3 separate regions of the Homo sapiens genome follow, and regions 2 and 3 are each linked to region 1. The links are chromatin loops, found by intact Hi-C in ENCODE. Cell type or tissue: OCI-LY7. All regions are shown on one strand. Region 1 overlaps LOC101928911 (a long non-coding RNA gene). Region 2 has its middle 72 kb from the start of CNR1. Region 3 overlaps RNGTT (RNA guanylyltransferase and 5'-phosphatase).

Evidence for each region. Hi-C counts contacts between places; a loop is a spot of excess contacts. Peaks named below come from ENCODE experiments on the same cell type or tissue, not always from the same donor. Only the 100,000 strongest peaks of a DNase experiment are listed, where the experiment ranks them.
Region 2: a loop joins it to region 1, with 9 times the contacts of the local background. A loop is called at or near these places in 8 of 110 quality-filtered maps.
Region 3: it touches region 1 in a loop (5-fold over the local background); 2 of 110 quality-filtered maps call a loop at or near these places.

Annotation. Positions count from the first base shown.
Region 1 is chr6:87,830,916-87,833,415 of GRCh38, forward strand. All of the region lies in intron 2 of LOC101928911 (a long non-coding RNA gene), which reads left to right. Among named protein-coding and RNA genes, the nearest start is that of AKIRIN2, 130 kb to the left of the region's middle. In OCI-LY7, CTCF peaks have their summits at 1,214 and 1,420; DNase peaks (open chromatin) are centred at 266, 1,216 and 1,546; H3K4me3 peaks cover 1,915 bases; H3K27ac peaks cover 2,304 bases.
Region 2 is chr6:88,236,871-88,239,370 of GRCh38, forward strand. No RefSeq gene overlaps it. Among named protein-coding and RNA genes, the nearest start is that of CNR1, 72 kb to the left of the region's middle. In OCI-LY7, CTCF peaks have their summits at 1,414 (motif pointing left) and 1,619; a DNase peak (open chromatin) is centred at 1,401.
Region 3 is chr6:88,611,344-88,613,843 of GRCh38, forward strand. It overlaps RNGTT (RNA guanylyltransferase and 5'-phosphatase), which reads right to left. Exons shown (of 16, transcript NM_003800.5): 16 at 1-1,539. The coding sequence ends at 1,376. Among named protein-coding and RNA genes, the nearest start is that of RNGTT, 350 kb to the right of the region's middle. In OCI-LY7, no CTCF peak of the experiment used is centred here; DNase peaks (open chromatin) are centred at 608, 1,478 and 1,958; H3K4me3 peaks cover 2,500 bases; H3K27ac peaks cover 2,500 bases.

The DNA.
Region 1 (2,500 bases):
AAGTGATCCACCTGCTTCAGCCTCCCAAAGTGCTGAGACTACAAGCTTGAGCTGCCGCACCTGGCCCCATTCCCTTTTTACAATACTACTGTTATCACCCTTGTCCATGCAACTATATTTTATTGCCTGTAAGACTACAGTCATTTCCAAAGAAGTTTCCCTGTTTCTACTGTTGTGCTTGTTATGGTACTTCCTCCACACAGCATCCAGAATAATTTTCAAAAATGTAAATCAGATTGCATCACTCCCTTTCTTAATAACCTTTTGCACTGCCCCATGTCCGCGTCCCTGAGCCCATAAAACCCTCTTCTTTGCATTCTTTAGTGCATTATTTCCGCTGTAGTACTGACCTCCTGAAAAGCTCAAGCCTCTTTTATGCTATATGGTTTCTTTCCCACAGATAAAGTAAGAATAAAAATATTTATGGATCTGAAAATTCCTTAAAGTATTTGTTACTGTGCAGGAGGTAGAAAACTTCCTAGGTAACCTCTTCTTCTTTTTTTTTTTTTTGAAACAAAGGCTGGAACTTCAGGGACCAGTGATGTTGTCAGTTTTCTACTATCTGATGAAGGATACTGAAGAGAGTGAAAAAAATAGTATAGACTTGGGGAGAAAGGAATGGATTTGTGGGAGAATAAAATGGGAAAGTAAAACAGAGTGGGGAAGGGGGAGCTAAAAAGAAAAGCACCCAGGATAAATCTTTTCCTTGCTTTATAATTCATATCATAGTAAAATTTTATAAATTTAGTTTCTGTAGAAAAAGGAATAATAAAATGATATTAATTAGGATCATATTCATAATTATACTGTTTCTCTCTGAATTTATATAATCTTTCTGCAAAGAGCTAAAAATGGCTTAAAAAGCTCTAATGATATTATATTATTTAGCAATGTGTCTGTAATAGACATTAATGATACAGTATTAAACCAATCCATAGAGCTTTCTAAAGGTACGGTAGGCTAATATAACACCAGAAACCTAATTGCTGCTCTCAGAATTTAGAATTGAAATTAGCTTAATGATATAAAATTTTTTAATAGGAAAAGCTATCCACAAATAGTTGCTATCATGTAGTTTTTCAGTGTAAAGAAAATTTAAAAAATCAATAAAAACAAAATGATTACTCAGACCTTGTTACATAGATATCGCTGTTAGACGTCCTCCTTTTCTAAGATAACCTATTGTGTGGTTTTCAGAGCCTTTTATAAGTCAGCCACTAGAGAGCAAACTTCTTCTTTTTATCAGGCCGTAGTTTTATTTTTTTTAAAAAATACACACCACGTATATATTGGGAATCTCACAATGACACATTATCTCAGACTGTAAAATCTGATAATATAGCTTCTAGATGCCTGGGGCAGTGGGTGTAGGGGATGAAGTGGGAAATTTTAAGGCCGTTTATATTAAAAACACAAGAAAGAACAAGATAAGATGTTGTAATGTTGAACTACCTTCCTGGAGTGAAAATGAAACCTTCTGCTAATGGAGCATAAAGTCTTACGTTTCATGCCATGTAATAAAATATGATAGGCATTGTTTGGTCTGACAGGTATCTTGGGCCTTTTTCCAGACTAGGGTCTCCAGGGAGCTCAAAGACATGTTACTGTTTCCAGGTGAAATGTAGATAAATTACATTGTCAGCTACCTTTGCTGCCTCCAGTTCCAGAGGCTCCAGTCACACAAAAGAAAGCTGCCAGTTCCAGAACACTCTCATCTATTGGACTAACCCCCAACTATTGACATCCTTTCCAAAGGTCAGGATGGCACCCAAAACATCAATATACAGGCAGATCAATCTGCTAAAGGGTGCCAGGGAACAGAAGGATTTACTGCACATAGAAATTCCAATTTTTCAGGCCCCAGAGTGTCTCAGCCTCCTTTTTGGCCAAGAATGGGAGATACTCAGCTAGGTAAACCACTTTCTCTTCTGGTGGCCTGTTGGCAATTGGCCCCGTTCTCATGACCCTAGAGTCTCATGGCTCACCAAAGTCGTCAGAATCAAGTTTCATCTCTGTTATTTGGGCTTTGGGCTATTTGAAGGTTTATAGTTTAAAATTTGAACTTTTTAGATATTTCAAAAAAACAGTATTGGATTGGTGCAAAAGTAATTGCAGATTTTGCCATTACTTTATACCAACCTAATATTAAGAGCTGTAGGAAGATTATAAAAGATATCCAAGAAGGGAGATTTCAAAACCTTCCAAGGGAACACTTTCCAGGGTTTATTGGCTATTCCGGTTAGATTATTTTTCTTTTCTTTTCTTTTTTTTTTTGTTGAGACAGAGTCTCGTTCTGTCACCTAGGCTGGAGTGCAGTGGCATGATCTTGGCTCACTGCACCCTCTGCCTCCCAGGTTCAAGTGATTCTCCTGCCTCAGACTCCTGAGTAGCTGGGATTACAAGTGCCCACCACCACACCTGGCTACTTTTTGTATTTTTAGTAGAGACGGGGTTTCTCCATCTTGGTCAGGCTGGTCTCAAACTCCTGATCTCAGGTGAT
Region 2 (2,500 bases), 410 kb after region 1:
TATTAAGTTATTAGATGATTACTGAGCCAAAAGGACATAATATCCATTATGTAAATGTTCAGTCACGGACACTGTGCCCCAACACTTATTAACTCCAAGCTGAATATTGAATGGCATGCATCCAAAACTAAACATGTTCAAACAGACAAGTACTTTGTCTTTAAAAAGCAGGACCATTCGGTCAGTAGTACATTATGTCTTACAAATAAGAGAGCACTTTTTCTTGAACAATGTTAAACACTCTAGCCAGTAAAAGTGAGAGCTGGGGATGAAGCAGATAGTGTGCTGGGAAAGGGAGAGCATTTCACGGCTACCTGTGAAGTTCACATTTTGTCCTGCCTCTATTTGAACAAACATTCTCAAGGTGCAGCACAATTCCACGTGCAGAGGGCTGGTGGCTATACTCTGCAAGTCATTCAAAGATTTAGAAAAGAAATTCTCCTCTTTATAATGTTATGTATAACAGTAAGTGACTTTCGTATAATTCACTGGTTTATCTGTTCATCTTAGCATTTTCAAAAATGAATTCATGACTCTGTAATGCAGCTTTTGTGGGTCTTTGAGTTTTATAAAGTTGGCCTGACAACCTTTTATATATAGTAGCCCACAGAGAGTAAAGAGATTTTTTTTATTTTATCAGTCTTCCTGTGGCTCTGAGGGAGTTCCCCTGTCACATAAAAATTGCCTTTGTTTCTTCAAATGCTGTACAACCCCTAAATGACCAGTGTTGGGAAGACTTTTTGCTCCCATTTCGTACACCCAATGTTTGTCTTCCTTTTCAAGTCCTGGTACATTGTTTAGCATGGGAAAGACGCCCATTAAAGGATTGTTGAATTAACACATGATAAAATAAATCGTTGTATAATATCAATCAGAGTATGTGTTCTGGGCAAGTCTTGAAGCTTAGATCGTGAAACTTAAATAATTTGGTCAGTGTAATCATTTCCAGAGCAATTGAAACCATTTAATCCTTCTGATCTTGGCTTTTTGTGGGAGTGGGGGCAGAGTACATGAGTAAAGTACCAGAGGGAGCTGTTTTTATAATTGTGTTCTTTTACTCTTATGAGGAAACCACTACATAAATGTGAATCTCATAGGGGCAACATATGTTTCTAGAAAATATGCAACAACATGTGAGCTAGCAGGAGAGAGAAGCCATGAGAACTTTCATTTCTCATGGAAGGAGTTGATTAGCAGGCACAGCTAGCTGCTCAACTTTGACTTGTTTCTCACGTTTTCTGGGGAAGAGACTCCTGTCTCTGAGATATAGTCCTAGATCCCTGCTGCCTTGTCCCTTGAAGAAAACTGACTTCTTGTAGTCTGTGGTCAAACTCCTGTGGCATTTTGTCCTGCCTTCTGATGAAGGCTGTCTCTTGAGGCTTTCAGCTGGATCCCCTAGGACTGGCTGCCTCCTACTGGTTTTGCTGAGAACATTCCACTCATCAGCCTCTGCCCAGAAGATTAGTCCTTTACCTGCTGGCCAGCTCTGATCTTTCTAGATAGTAAATTGGCCAGGATAGGAGATACTGACCATTTCAGGAAGAAGTTACATTGTCACTATCTACCTAATTTGGGAAGTAAACTTCACTTGCCATAAACAAATCAGTACTCTTGTCTACTATGCTACATCACCTGGCCACAGTCACTGGATCTTGGCATCTGCTGCTGGGCCTGCCATCTCTCAGTTGGTGGCAGATACTTAGGGGGTCACAGTGAAAAGAATGCTCGCCTCTTCAGGCCCATTTGTATCCTGTCAATCACTCAGAAGAGCAGGGGTGTTGGATTATGTGTTAGGTCTCTCCTTCAAATCTTGCAGGAGACCATAATGACACCACCACTTTCTGGAGACCAGCCTTCCAAAAGCAGTCAGGAGAGAGAAGAATGTAAATGAAAAGTTCCTGGATGCTTAGAGATAAATGACCAATTCAAGAACCAAAGGCCTAAATATTACAAAAACACTGCATAGTAAAAGGAGGAATTTCCTGACCAGTGGCCAATGTCTCTAAAAGGTAGATCTTTAGATGTGAGCCCAGAAGTAAGTAGTATAGATAGGAGAGAAGCAGGGTGAAAATGAAAATAAATCAATGGAAATGAGCACTAAAGGCTGTAGCAACATCAGTCGGAAATAGCGATAGAGACAGTGGGCAGGGCCCTTCTGAACATTGGTAGAAAGAAAGCTAATGCAGGGAGAAGGGGAGTTAGGTGCAACTTGGACGTCTTTGAGGATAGGGCTAGAACCATCTGTTAACTACAGATGGTCCCTGGCTTTTTTCAGCTTTATGATGGGTTTATCAGGGTACTAAATGCATTTTTCACTTTCAATATTTTCCACTTACAATGGGTTTATTTGGATGTAACCCCATCATAAGTTAAGGAGCAGCTGTACAGAGAAAAAGTTGAAAACATATCTCTACCTCACAACATAGAGAAAAATAAATTCCAAATGAACCAAGGACTTTCATGTGAACGACAAAACTTTAAAAATTTTGGAAAAAATACA
Region 3 (2,500 bases), 780 kb after region 1:
CTTGCATATACTTACACAGATATGCATTTACATATACAATTCAGACCATGAAAATTTGTTTTAAATACATTTACTTAAAACATGTACCTCTAAAAATAAATACACTAGCCTCCATTTAGCTAATTCTCAGAGTTCTTTCACAAACCAATTAGAACAGTTTATCAACAATGGCAGACAATCAATTAGCCGCCCTTTAAATCCATTATCTATCAGTAAACATTTTAAAATTCAGATGTATAACAGAAATAACATCCGCAGAATAGAATGTAGATAGAATTCTCGCTTTGAAAATAAATGTCTTGATTTCCTTGATATTTAGTTCCTACAGATGTCTACACTTTGCCTCTGCATTTATCTAGCAGTGGGAGAGCATTTTCTGGTGACAGCATTCTATTCCATGACATTACCTTCTAATCAAAGAAGTTAGCTGGCATTCCCTTTGCTGTTTTGTTCGAGAGAAGGAACACAACATCGTTTGTATTTGATATCACTCCCATAGATCACAGTGAGTTGTGTGTTTTAACGTAATTTACAATGTGCTGATACCACTGAGGTAAAGCAGAAGTAGCCCTGGCATTTAAAAAAAGAAGTCTCCCAGGAGAACAACACATAAAGGACCTGGTGGTGTATGTCCAAGTTCCATGAAGTAACTCAAAACCACTGCCAGAATGGACACACTGGATATCTGATATCATAGTCGAAACAATACAAACAGATGAAAATACTCAAAATACTTCCTTTAGAAACAATGCAATTCACAAAAATGGAGCTTTACTTTTTTCTTTTACATTTCCAAAAAACTTGTTAAAATGATATAAACCAGACCAAGTTGTTTAATATAGTACAACTTAACAACCCTGTCATTTGTTTTTGAATACAGGGATCTCAGAAATGTAGGAAATCCATGGTAAATGATAGCAAGAATGTTTAATGCCATTGCCTGGATTTTTTAAAAGGAAAATTTGCTACAGTTGTAACACAACTTCTAAAAAATACTGTTTTATGGGCTCACAGTTTCCAGATTGTTAACTTTATAAATTAAATGTGAAGCTACCCATATATAAACAAGGCCTCTTTTTCATTGATTTCCATCTTGTTTAAACCTTTGGATATTTCAATCTTCAGATTCCACAAGGTAAGGCTGAGTTTATCAGATAAATAAGATGTTTAAGTCCACGATGTATTGCAGCACTGAGGAAACGAATGCATCAAGTATTTACAGGCTGGCTACGATAACTTTCTTTTTTTAAAAAAAATTCAAATGTGTATCAACATCAAGCCACAGTCGTTTTTCAATTTCTCTGGCTACAAAAATGGGCAACAGCGTTTTTTCCTCATTCCTCTTTCTTCTTAACCCTCAAGTCACAGGCAGGTCTTAGGTTAAAGGGCGTGGTCTTTTGGGAGGTGGTGGTGGCATGAGCTCCGTGTCAGGGTCCAGATGATGTTTTCGCTTCTGTCCTTGAGAAGCTGCAGTACATCTGTCGATGAACTCAAACAGCATCTCCTTGGTGACAGGGTTTGAGATGCTGTTACACACAGCTGTGGACAAAGGGAGACAGGTCTCATGTGAGGGTTAATTAAGGCAGCTGACTCACCACAGGCTTATGAGAAAGGTTTTCATCCCAATATACTAAATACTTTCCATTTTACCCATTTGAGTGATGTGCTTCACATTGAACTATCTCCTCCCTACCCTACACCCAAAATATGTGCTTGTCTAATGGCTACTCTTTACTGCAGTATTAATTTTAAACCAAAACTTTAAATGTTTGGGCTATAAGCATGTCTTCCCCACGGTTTTCTATCCCTCCCAAACCAGTTTTTATGGGATTTTAATCTAACACAACACATTGCACCATAGTCTGTATTCAACTAAAACTTCTACAGAAAACGTGCACTATAGTCCTTCAATCTTTCTCTCAGAAAGAAGTCTACTCTACGAAACATAAAACATGGCACCAGCCACCATTCCTGTTGAATAGGTGGTTTCATTGTAGCTAGCAGACCATATTATCTTCTCTTATCAAAATTTAGTGCCAGTCCTTTTCATTTTATTTACCTATTTGGTCTTAGAAGAAAAGACATTGGCTTAATCATCCTGACTTTTGAAATTAACTCATCTTGTCTGAACATGGATGCTAGTTCCAATGAGAACTCCTAAATGTACAACAGTAACTTTTAAACTGCAAAGCTGAAATTGGCAATTTCAATATTTTCTCATTAGCTTATCATATCATCATCATCATCCTCCTCATCAACTGCACATTCTAAAAGTAAAGTTTGATTAACCTGTTATCTTGGTTTTTACCTTTTTTCAACTCCACTAAAAATGCAATCCAGAACAACAACTGCTACTGGTAGTGGTATACCTTATAAACTTCAATTAATTTGTGTTGTTCCCCATGAAAGAAACTTACTATTCTGAATTCCCAAAGCATTCATATTGTACCCAAAGAACACTCTGAAGAATAGCATAGCAGATTTTGTCTTTTTAAATGGT